Linked DNA regions of Homo sapiens: all the other regions are linked to region 1. Evidence: chromatin contacts called from ENCODE Hi-C or POLR2A ChIA-PET data. All regions are on one chromosome and are shown on one strand. Each heading gives the region's core, a stretch centred on a gene start or an enhancer-like site at or near the end of the contact. The rest is flanking DNA. Distances are from core to core; before and after follow the strand shown.

The links. A loop is a pair of places that touch in the nucleus more often than their neighbours do. ChIA-PET counts read pairs that join two places held with the same protein, here RNA polymerase II (POLR2A). Pooled maps may share reads with other maps.
Region 2: a pooled map shows a loop between it and region 1 (5-fold over the local background). The contact joins the promoter of SYP here to the enhancer-like site in region 1. A Hi-C loop is called at or near these places in 3 of 37 single-sample maps with no recorded cell type and 11 of 50 pooled maps. POLR2A ChIA-PET finds 5 or more read pairs at or near these places in 5 of 52 experiments (Caco-2, MCF 10A, PC-9 and 2 more).
Region 3: a pooled map shows a loop between it and region 1 (6-fold over the local background). The contact joins the promoter of PLP2 here to the enhancer-like site in region 1. A Hi-C loop is called at or near these places in 1 of 168 maps with a recorded cell type or tissue (HepG2), 3 of 37 single-sample maps with no recorded cell type and 6 of 50 pooled maps. POLR2A ChIA-PET finds 5 or more read pairs at or near these places in 3 of 52 experiments (MCF 10A, activated B cell and common myeloid progenitor, CD34-positive).
Region 4: a loop to region 1 is called in a pooled map, with 9 times the contacts of the local background. The contact joins the promoter of WDR45 here to the enhancer-like site in region 1. A Hi-C loop is called at or near these places in 1 of 37 single-sample maps with no recorded cell type and 8 of 50 pooled maps. POLR2A ChIA-PET finds 5 or more read pairs at or near these places in 2 of 52 experiments (HCT116 and RWPE1).

Annotation. Positions count from the first base shown.
Region 1 is chrX:48,736,208-48,738,938 of GRCh38, forward strand. No RefSeq gene overlaps it. Among named protein-coding and RNA genes, the nearest start is that of GLOD5, 24 kb to the right of the region's middle. RefSeq lists enhancers at 895-1,024, 1,215-1,474, 1,525-1,574. Within about 2 kb of position 1,409, at least 26 of the 41 ENCODE cell types and tissues checked have a DNase peak (open chromatin) inside an H3K27ac peak, as active enhancers do; they include HCT116, where a contact is called at or near this core.
Region 2 is chrX:49,198,943-49,201,673 of GRCh38, forward strand. SYP (synaptophysin) reads right to left here and starts at 1,251. Exons shown (of 7, transcript NM_003179.3): 1 at 1,209-1,251; 2 at 26-91. The coding sequence starts at 1,244. It overlaps SYP-AS1 (SYP antisense RNA 1), which reads left to right. Exons shown (of 2, transcript NR_046649.1): 1 at 1-282. RefSeq lists silencers at 1,084-1,133, 1,204-1,443.
Region 3 is chrX:49,170,563-49,173,293 of GRCh38, forward strand. PLP2 (proteolipid protein 2) reads left to right here and starts at 1,336. Exons shown (of 5, transcript NM_002668.3): 1 at 1,336-1,534; 2 at 2,567-2,719. The coding sequence starts at 1,439. RefSeq lists silencers at 1,213-1,312, 1,833-2,032.
Region 4 is chrX:49,078,469-49,081,199 of GRCh38, forward strand. WDR45 (WD repeat domain 45) reads right to left here and starts at 1,419. Exons shown (of 11, transcript NM_001029896.2): 1 at 1,283-1,419. RefSeq lists enhancers at 1,370-1,870, 1,582-1,876 and silencers at 1,582-1,876, 2,119-2,188.

The DNA of each region.
Region 1 (2,731 bases), core at 159-2,658:
AAAAAAGAAAAGAAAAAAAAACTCTGCACATCCGGGGACAAAGATCCATAAACAGCTTAGAAACCTTGGGACATTCTGGACCAACGTAAACAGAAAAACAGAAAAGAAAAACAAAAAAAAACAAAAAAAAAAGAAAGAAAAAAGAAACCAACCCTGGGACAGAGACCCACAAAGATCTCAAACACCTAAACCTCTGAGACACAGATTTTCAAACAGCAAAGAGACTTCACAGTCTTTTTATAAGTCATACCCTGAACTGAGATTCCAAAACAAATCAGACTTCACATCCTGCACACAGTCCTCCAAACTGCAGAGTGTAATAACTACCCTATGATGAGCTGACTTGACTTGAGAATCACTTTCTTCCTACTACCTACCTACCTCACCAGCCAAACACCTCCCCTGTCTGATGTTTAAAATCCCATCATTTAAAAGCGTACTCTTTTAAGTCTTGCCCCCACCTTCCAAAATTCTCCTTGTAGTTGCCACAAGCTCTTCAGCATCCCAGAGCGTGAAACCATGCATCTCTCTTTTAATCACTTATAGCCCACCCCATCACACTCCTAGTCAGGCCTGGTCCTGAGGGAAGCCTCCAAATCACCCTCTTCTGGGAGATGGGGGCTGGCCTGGAGGAGGATCATGAGATCACCTTGAATCTTATCTGCTGGACTCAGACCTACAGGTAGCCTGAAAGACAAATGCCAGGGACCCTGAAGAATTTTTCTTAGTGCTGTTGTGAACGGTGAGTGGGTCCTGAAATCAATATAATGGGATGCAATAGGCATTGCTTAAAAAAAGAAAGAATAGGTAAAAGAAAATGGAAAAGATTACCCGACACACTCTGTGCCAGCCCTTGAGTACAAGCCAATAATGCCAGCTTCTTTTACAGGTGCACAAGTTGAACTTCCCAGACGGGATTCGAACCTACGATCTCCAGTAGCCAAAGCCCTGCCTCGGCAACCCTGAACGCCAACCCAGGAGCCAAAGCGCTTGCGCCGAAACAGCAGCCAATAGGAACGCGGAGCCGAAGGACCCGGCCTGTAGCCTCTTAGTGATTCCGGAAAACCTCGGTACCCTGGAAGAGCTTAGGTAGGCAGTCTCGCGGTGACCAATCAGAGCTCAGGGCAAGACTTTGTCCCGCCCTACGCAACTCGTCCAGGAAGCAATCGCCGCTCCGCGGCCTTCCTCCTCACCCCACCCCCGGAGTTGATTCGCATCTGTATAGCCAACCCGGCGGGAACGGATATATTAATAAAAGCTTGGTGGCGGCGGCTTCCAGACAGGTGGACGCTTTAGGCCGAAGATCGGGTCCGCCCGGCGCGGGGGTCGGTCCAGGCAGAGCCATTCTCTCCTCGGTCTAGGGTGGAGGCCGATCCACTCGCGGGATGAGGAGACCTTTCGTGTCTCCACTAGTACAATGGTATCTTCCGAAATACACGACCCCTCCCCTGTGGTACCTCCCATGACCGTAGTGGTATGGTCCTGGAGCTGCACAGTCTAGTCGTTAACCCTTCATTCCCACCGCTCACGCTCCCCTTGTGTGTGCGACAAGGACTCTTTCATGTCAGTGTCAAGTGAATCAATCTTCAGTTCACCGCAAAAGAACTAAATGGACTCTTTCATGCCTTCCTCCTGCCCACGTTCCAGCCCTGTCTCCCCCAACCGACGTCCCCCAGAGCACTGTCCCTGCCCCATACCCTGATGATTCGTTTGAGAGCAAAGGCCCAAGCGTCCAAACCCTTGCTGCAGAGCCACCGCCCATTAATGGGCATTCATTCCCGAGGCCACTGATGGAAGTCTGCCTTTGTGTGGCAGCATTTATCAAAATAAAAAGCAGACACCCCTCCTTACTGGAATGTCACCACCACGAAGGTAGGGAGGGATATGTGTATTTCTAGACCCCCCAAAGTCTCTGCCTGAAACTGCCCTGCACACAGTAGGTGCTCAAAAGGGGATTTGTTGAATAAATGACTCCTTTGGCGTGGCAGTTTCACTTTTAAGTATGTGTTCTAAGGAAATAATCATACATACGTGCACAGTCCTGTGTGCACAAGAATGGAAGGAGCAAACAACTAAGGGAGAAAACGGCAAATGCTTAAAGGCGATTATACCATAGAGTACCAGCTGGCTGTGAAACAGAATGAGACCTCATTACTGGAAACACCCAGATAGCTCAGGGAGTTCACATCATTGCACACAGAGCACAAAAGAGCTCAGAGATCTCACACCGTGGGATACAGAGTCCAAAACAGTTCAGGGAACTCACACTGAACACAGACCACAAAACAAAATTAGAGAACTCAATAATGGAACATATCTTAATAGATTCCCAGTCATTTCATAGGTCTCATCCTCGTCACAAAATCCTACAAACATTTCAGAGACCTCACCCTGGGACACAAAGGCCGAAACACCTCAGGGACGTTGCACGCTGGGAAAACAAATCCCAAACACCTTACATACCTCATATCCTGGACGCAGACTCCAAAACAGCTCGGAGACCTCACCACCTGGGATATAGATTAAATCTGGACAGAGACCACATACTCTTTTTGCAGGGTCTCACTCTGTCACCCAGGCTGGGGTGCAGTGGCGTGATCACAGCTCACCGCAACCTCCGCCTCCCCAGCTCAAGCAATCCTCCCACCTCAACCTCCCCAGTAGCTGGGACTACTGAAGCAGGCCACCACACCCGACTAATTTTTGTATTTTTTTCTAGAGACGGGGTTTC
Region 2 (2,731 bases), core at 1-2,500, 460 kb after region 1:
CCCCAACAGCCCGGACCACACTCACCCATTGCAGCACCTTCACAAAGCCGAGGGGCTCCTTGACCACCCGGAACTGACCCCCAGCCACCAGCTGAGGAGAGAAACAGTGGGGAAGGGGTGGGGTTGTTGGAGGTACAGGGAGGTGAGCGGCAAGGCTGCCCATCAATGACCCCAGGGGATGGAGCATGTGACCTCGGGGAGAGGGTGAGAAGGAGAAAGTGACACCTTGGGGATGGTGTGAGCCCCAGGGTCCAAGGACTGGTGGGAAGGTCTGAAGAGATGGTGAGTCAGATGGCAGAGGAAGTCGGGGGTGAGGGAGATGGGGATGAGGTCAGGACTAGTTAAGGAGGGGGAGCAGGTTTGAAACGTAAAGGCGAGTCGGATGGGGAAGGGGTTCGGGTAGAGAATGGGGATGGAGTGGGGTGCATTCGGGTGGGGGGGTTGTGATGGTGAAGGTGAGTCATAACGGGGCAGGAGTCGGTTTGGCTCAGGTGGGGGAAGGGTCTGCAGGGGTAAAGGTGTGTTAGACGGCGGTGGCGGTAGATATTTGAGGTGATGGGGATGGGGAAGGGTTGGGACTGATTGGGGGTGAGTTTCTGAGGTGGCAAAGACGAGAGACATGGCGGAGAGGGTCTGGACTGATTAAGGTGGGGGAGGGCTGGGACACGGCTTCAGTCGCTATGTGTTGGGGGTGAGGAGGCTGGGGGTTTTGGAAGGAGTAAAACCGGATTGTCCCCTAGGTGTGCTCTGGGGGAAGGGGTGGTCGCCTATGGGGGTACAGTCTCTGTTTGGGAGGGGCGGGTGCCAGCCCTCTCCCCCATCCCCGCCCCCACACCTTCTGTCGCTCTATTTCCTAGCTTATCCGCAGCACCCCCCATCTTCCTTCCACTCTCCCCTCCCCTTGTCCCTTGCCCTCACTCCAGCCCCCAGGCCCCTATTCCTCCCCTCGCGGTCGCCAGTAATAAACGGGGCTCCGGGGGCCCCCGCTGCGGCAGTGAGGACGGCCCTCGCTGCGGCAAAGAGCGCACTCCTTTTCTCCACCTCCCCCTTCCTCCCCTTCACCTGCCGCAGACCCCCATCCCCAGCGCCGGGGACCGGGTCTCCGCTGCCAGACCCTGGCCACCACCTCCCAGAGTCGGCTGGCCTGAGCGACCCGGCCTAGGCAGCCGGGCGGCGGCGGGCTCTGTCCACGGTGCTGGAGCGCGTACCTGATTCACCACGTCCATGTCCGCCAGCAGCAGCATCAGCAATGCAGGGGGCGGGAGGCTCGGCTAGCAAGGGCGGCGCGGGGCGCGGCGGGGGCGGCGCGCGCTCGTTGGAACAGCCCAGGCGGCTGCAGCCCCGCCCCTCGCGCCCCCTCCTTGCCCGCCACGCGCCTGCGCACAGCGGGTTGTACCACAGTCTCACCGGCAGCCATTCCGGCCCGGAGGCTGGAGCCGTGAGAGCGTGCGGGAATATGCGTTGGGAAAACACAAGTCGAGGGCCGGGGAGAGGAGACCTCCCTGCTCGGTCCTACAGTGTGACAACTTTGCCAGGCTCTTTTCTGAGTTTGTTAAACATGTTCACTCATTTAATGCTTACAGAAGTCCTACGTTGTAGGGACTATTAGGCCGTTTTTACAGACGAGGAAAATAATTCCCCAGAGAGCTTAAGTGACTCTCACAAGGTCAGCCAGCTACTAGCTGGCAGTGCCCAGAGTCCCTGCAGTTTAAACACGGTTCAAGGCCTTCCAGGTTCCTTTTTCATAGTCTGCATTTTAAGCACACCCTGAAACTCCTGCCCCCATCTAGCCATCTCCCTTATTTCTTTCTTCCTCTTTGTCAAATTAATGCCTACTCGAACTCTACCACTTTACCTATTTATTCCTTAGCTCTCTCTTAATTGGAATAACCCTCCTTCCTGCGACTAAAACTAGGCCCATCAAGGTCAACAGTGATGGCTATGATGCAAAATCCAAAATACAGTTGGGGCTTAAGATGCTCAACTTCGGCCAGGCGCAGTGGCTCATGCCTGTAATCCCAGCACTTTGGGAGGCCGAAGTGGACAGTGGATCACTTGAAGTCAGGAGTTTGAGACTAGCCTGGCCAACATAGTGAAACCCCATCTCTATTAAAAATACAAAAATTAGCTGGCTGTGGTGGCAGGCGCCTGTAATCCCAGCCACTTGGGAGGCTGAGGCAGGAGAATTGCTTGAACCCAGGAGGCGGAGGTTGCACTGAGGCGAGATTGCACCACTGCACTCCAGCCTGGGCAACAGAGCGAGACTCCATCTCAAAAACAAACAAGCAAACAAAAATACTGAGATACTGTTTTTCATCTTTCAGGGTGGTGAGTATCAAAAAGTTTGATAACGTTCCGTATTGGTAGGTTGGCCAGAAACAAGCGTTCTCATAAATCGCCTGTGGAAGTTTCATTGGTATAACGTGTAGAAGGCAATCGGGCAAAATCTAAAAAAAAAAAATAACAAATTCATTTACTGTTTGGTTCACCTTCATACTTCTAGGAATTCATCTTACAGATAGACTCATACATGTGCTAAAAGATATATGTATAAGATAATACATGACTGGGCTGTTTATTTTTTATTTTTTTTTGAGACGGAGTCTCACTCTGTTGCCCAGGCTGGAGTGCAGTGGCATGATCTCCGCTTACTGCAACCTCCGCCTCCCGGGTTCAAGCAATTCTCCCTGCCTCACCCTCCCTGAGTAGCTGAGATTACAGGCATTCACCA
Region 3 (2,731 bases), core at 86-2,585, 430 kb after region 1:
CACCTCAGCCTCCCGAGTAGTTGGGATTACAGGCACGTGCCACCATGCCTGGGCTAATTTTTTTCTTTTTTCTTTTTTTTTTTTTTTTTTGAGACGGAGTCTTGCTCTGTCGCCCAGGCTGGAGTGCAGTGGCGCAATCTTGGCTCACTACAACCTCCACCTCCCAGGTTCAAGCGATTCTCCTGCCTCAGCCTCCTGACTAGCTGGGATTATAGGCGAGCGCCACCACACCCGGTTCATTTTTTGTGTATTTTTAGTAGAGACGGGGTTTCACCATGTTGGACAGGCTGGTCTCGAACTCCTGACCTCGTGATCTGCCCACCTCGGCCTCCCAAACTGCTGGGATTATAGGCTTGAGCCACCGCGTCCGGCCGCCTGGGCTAATTTTTAAAATTATTTGTAGAGATGAGGTCTCACTGTGTTGCCGAGGTTGATCTCCAACTCTTGGGCTCAAGCGATCCTCCCACCTGAGGCTCCCAGAGTGTTGGGATTACTGGCATGAGCCACTGCGCCCAGCCGAGGAACACTTTTCAATCCTTACCCAGTTATTGTGAACGTTCATACCTTTTCTTGAAGAAATACCGTTTTTGTTGTTGTTGTTGTTTTTGAGACGTAGTTTCGCTCTTGTTGCCCAGACTGGAGTGCAATGGCATGATCTTGGCTCACCGCAACCTCTGCCTCCCGGGTTCAAGCGATTCTCCTGCCTCAGCCTTCCGAGTAGCTGGGATTACAGGCATGCGTCACCGTGCCCAGCTAATTTTTGTATTTTTAGTAGAGACGGTGTTTCTCCATGTTGGTCAGGCTGGTCTCGAACTCCCGACCTCAGGTGATCCACCCGCCTCGGCCTCCCAGTGTTGGGATTACAGGCGTGAGCCACCGCGCCTGGCCCTTTTTTTTTTTTTTTGTAACGCGGCAGCTCCAAACCCCGCTGAGAGTATATGCATGGGAAAACTTTCTGAAATCAAAAATATTCCGAATTCTGGCAACATACTGGGCCCCAAGTCTTTCGGATTTAACTCTGCCTCGGCCGTTTTATTCAGTTAAGGAAACTGAGTCACTCCATCCCAAAGCCAGATTCCCGCGGTTCTAAGCTGAAGCTGTCTCGGGTGCATTTGCATTCCAAAAAGGCGAAGGGTCCCGCTATTACTGCTCCTGGTACCTGGAGCTGCCAAGCACCCCTGCGATGGGGCGCCCCGGGGGCTGTGCGCCAGGCTGGGAGTATCCTTGGGGGGCGGGGCGAGGGGGCTTCCGGGGCGGCAGCCACCTGGCCCGGCTCCGGCCCCGCCCGCGTCAGCTCTGCGCGGTGATTCACTCCCTCCTTCGCCCCGGGGCCCCCTTCCCGGCCAGACGGCGGGCAAGACAGCTGGGTGTACAGCGTCCTCGAAACCACGAGCAAGTGAGCAGATCCTCCGAGGCACCAGGGACTCCAGCCCATGCCATGGCGGATTCTGAGCGCCTCTCGGCTCCTGGCTGCTGGGCCGCCTGCACCAACTTCTCGCGCACTCGAAAGGGAATCCTCCTGTTTGCTGAGATTGTGAGCGTTCTGGGGCAGGCGCGTGGGCAAAAGCGGGATGGGGTGGCTGGACCATGCGGAACTGGATGGTCCGGGTGAGGCAGGCACTTGGCCGGGGCGCTCGGCAGTGGGGTGCAGGTGGGTGGGTTCACGGTGGAGGCCCGAAACCCGGGGCGCAGGGCGAGTCGGTGGGGTTTGACGAAGGTTGTTGAGATCTGGTGGTCCCCGGGGTGAAGCAAGGAGCCTATAACGCATACGGAGGGCTACGTGGGGACAGCCTGCGTGAACTCATCAGTGGACGCATCGAAGGGGTCCCAGGGTGCTGGGAAGTGGGGGCCTCCTGTGGCAGGGCGTGGCGCGGCCTGGGCACAGGAGGGCGGGCTGGCAGCGCGCCCAGGGGCAGGGCCTGTTGGGGTGGGGCCCCCCCGCCCCGCGCTAGTCCCGCGGTGTAGAGCGCCCCGCCCTTCGCCAGTTCTTCCTCGCCCTTCAGAGGCCGGGCGGGATGTCCTTAGCTTTTCGGGGTTTCCACCCTTCTCAAAGTGGGCGCCGCCTTTGAGTCACTTGTAAAAGGGGTGCGGCGCCTTTAACGGAGTCCTGCCTCTCTGGTGTCACTCTCACCGCTTCCCAAAGGGGTTGCTGGGGGAACCGCGTGTTCCGCCCCGGTCAAGGCCACAAAGCTGGCGTCAGCGGGGCTCACAAAACACCTGGCAGCGCCACTCCCCTCAGGCTGCCCGTAACCTAGAAGGGAAAAGAGGAAACTGAGGCACCCAACTCTACTCCTTACTTGTTGGGTGACCCTGGCCAAGCCATTAAACCTCTCTGTGCCTCAGTTTTCTCGTCTATAAATTAGAAAGAGTAATAATAGTACCCAGAGCATTAGATTGTCGTGATGATTGAATTTGGAACACAGTGAGCACATAAAAAGTGTTTAGCTATTATTGTATGTCATTTCCCCAGCCCTCGTAGGCATCTTAGTATGGGACCCCCAATTTAAACCAATCTTCTCAGCCCTGGTTGCTGATTGAGGTCCCCTTTCCCATGTCACCCTTCCAGATATTATGCCTGGTGATCCTGATCTGCTTCAGTGCCTCCACACCAGGCTACTCCTCCCTGTCGGTGATTGAGATGATCCTTGCTGCTATTTTCTTTGTTGTCTACATGTGTGACCTGCACACCAAGATACCATTCATCAACTGGCCCTGGAGTGTGAGAAGGGGT
Region 4 (2,731 bases), core at 169-2,668, 340 kb after region 1:
CCGAAATCGAGCCATTGCATTCCAGCCTGGGTGACAGAGCGAGACTCCGTCTCGGGGGGAAGAAAAAGATAAAAACAGAGAGTCCCAGGGTCTCTGCTCTAAGCTCCCAAGATCCCAAACAACATGGCCAGGAACCCTCCTTCTTTCAGGTTTGGCAAGCTCCAGGCCCACACTGACGTGGACCCCACACCTCCTCTTTACATGCTGGCCCTCACTGACTTGTCAGGAAGTAATGTGATAGGGGGTGCCCCCGTGATATCTCCTCCCCACCGCCAGCCAATCTTGATCCCAATGCCAGACATGGCCTGGAACCACTCCCAACCCATTTCTCATCTTCAAACCTGACCTAGCACCGGACTCTCTCAATAAATAGACAAAAGTGGGCTAGGAGATGCACTTCTTGTACCTCCCTGACTTGGCCCTGGGACTGCTATGCTTGGTCTGCCATCCCCAGGAACTCCTCTGCTCATACCCTTCTAACTGTACCCCAACCTATTTGACCACCCCAGAGTCCTCTCACACCTTTCCCCCTCAACCGGCTTCCCCAAACTCCTTCAGGATGCCTACCTTGGGATGACCCCTTCTCATGCCTTGGTAACTACCCTTCAGGGCCAGCCTAGACATTCCCTTAGATTGGCTTATGCCCTGGGGACTCTACCCTAGGATTCCCCCTAGCACTCTAAATTTTCCACCCCTGGGACATCTCCTTCCTTGTGTTCTGCTGTCCTTGACTACAACATAACCTGGCCTGGACCCAACCCCAGGAACCCCCCCCATCCTCCTAAGATTCCCCCTCTAGACCCCTATCCAAGACCCCGCCCCAGGGCACCCTTGCCTTCTAAGACCCTTGCCCAAAACAAACCACCCAAAACTCCTACCTAGGAGAACCTCAACCCCTAAGATGCCTGCGCAGTCCCCTACTAAGATTACTGCCATAGAGCCCCCAACTTCCCTTCAAATCCTCAACTCCCCAATAACTCTGGCCAGACATACTCCCTCCCCCATCCTCCAAGAGTCCAAATCTCCTTCCTTTCTTTCAGTTACACCCTCCACTGGAATGCCTCATGCTCTTTCTTTGGACAGCTCTGCCTTAGAGTTATTCTCTGGACAGCTCCAACTTTCAACACCCCTTTTTTGCACCTCCATTCCAAGACTCTGTCCGGGATGCCTCGCCCCTCTCCCAAGACCAGCCGCATGCTCCTTCCAACGCCAGCACCCACTCAAGACCTCTGCCTTAGACCCCTACTCGAAAGACTTCCAGCCTCCCCCAGACCCAACCAACCCTGGGATCGTGCTCCAGCTTCCTGCCGCCTTCACCGGCCTGACCTCCGCGTGTCCCTGACCCGGGCCCCAGCTGTCGGTGCCGCCCGCGGCCCGGTTTTCTGACCTCCCGGGCCTTGGAGCCCGGCTCGGGTGTTTACATCAGGCCCTACTTCCGGGGGAGGGAGCCTGTCGCAGGAAATGACTCACCCCAGCTGGAAAAAGGCGGCCACCGCCTTCCTCGCCTAGTTCCCGGGTCTTCGGAGCATCGCGAGTGACAGTGGGGTTCTCCGGGGAGGGCGCGGGGAGCGGAGGAAGGTTGGCTGGGGGACCGGAGGCGAAGGGGGTTCCTCAAGGCCGAGACTGTCTGAGGGAACCCGGAAGGGTGGGGAGAGAGAGCGTGCCTTGCCCCCAGCAAAGCGAAACCGGCCAAGCCCTCAGCCCCTTGGTCACCCACAATGGGGGAGTAAACCTTCCCTGCTAACAAGACGCGGACCTCCGCGGCGGCCGAGAGTAGCCGCCCCGGTTCGCAACACACAGTCCTCCCAGGCTTCCAGAGGGGCGGCGCTGGGGGTTACAGGCGGGGGCGGACCTGGAGACCTTGAAAGTGGAGAAACCTCCTTGGCTCCGGGAAGCCAAGGAACAGATTTCGCTTTCTTTCTCCCCACCCTGTCCCCCCAACCCCGCCAGCTCTGAGTTTTGTCTTTTGTGTTTTGTTTAGTTTTGTTTTCTGAGACAGAGTCTCGCTCTGTCTCCCAGGCTGGAGTGCAGTGGCGCGATCTCGGCTCACTGCAACCTCCGCCTCCCGGGTTCAAACGGTTATCCTGCCTCAGCCTCCGGAGTAGCTGGGACTGCAGGCGTGCGCCACCACGCCCATCTAATTTTTGTATTTTTAGTAGAGACGGGGTTTCACCATGTTGGTCAGGCTGGTCTCGAACTCTTGACCTCAGGTTATCCACCCACCTCGGCCTCCCAAAGTGCTGGGATTACAGGCTTAAGCTACCACGCCCGGCCTCTGCTTTTATTTTTACAAAATACAAAATAGCTTTTTGATAGTAAAAGGTATGAATGCTTTGGGTTAAAAAAAAAAAAAAAAAGAGGTCCTACCTATGATAAAGCTTTTAAAAAAAGGCCCCAAATTATATGCATACTGGAAGGAATTTTTTTTTTTTTTTTTTTTTTTGATTAACAGAGTTTGGCTCTTTTTGCCCAGGCTGGAGTGCAATTAGCGCGATCTTGGCTCACCACAACCTCCGCCTCCCGGGTTCAAGGGATTCTTCTGCCTCAGCCTCCCCAGCCTCCCAAGTAGCTGGGATTACAGGCATGTGCCACCACGCCCAGCTAATTTTGTATTTTTAGTAGAGACCGGGTTTCTCCCTGTTGATCAGTCTGGTCTTGAACTCCTGACCTCAGGTGATCCGCCTGCCTCGGCCCCCCAAAGTGTTGGGATTACAGGCGTGAGCCACTGCGC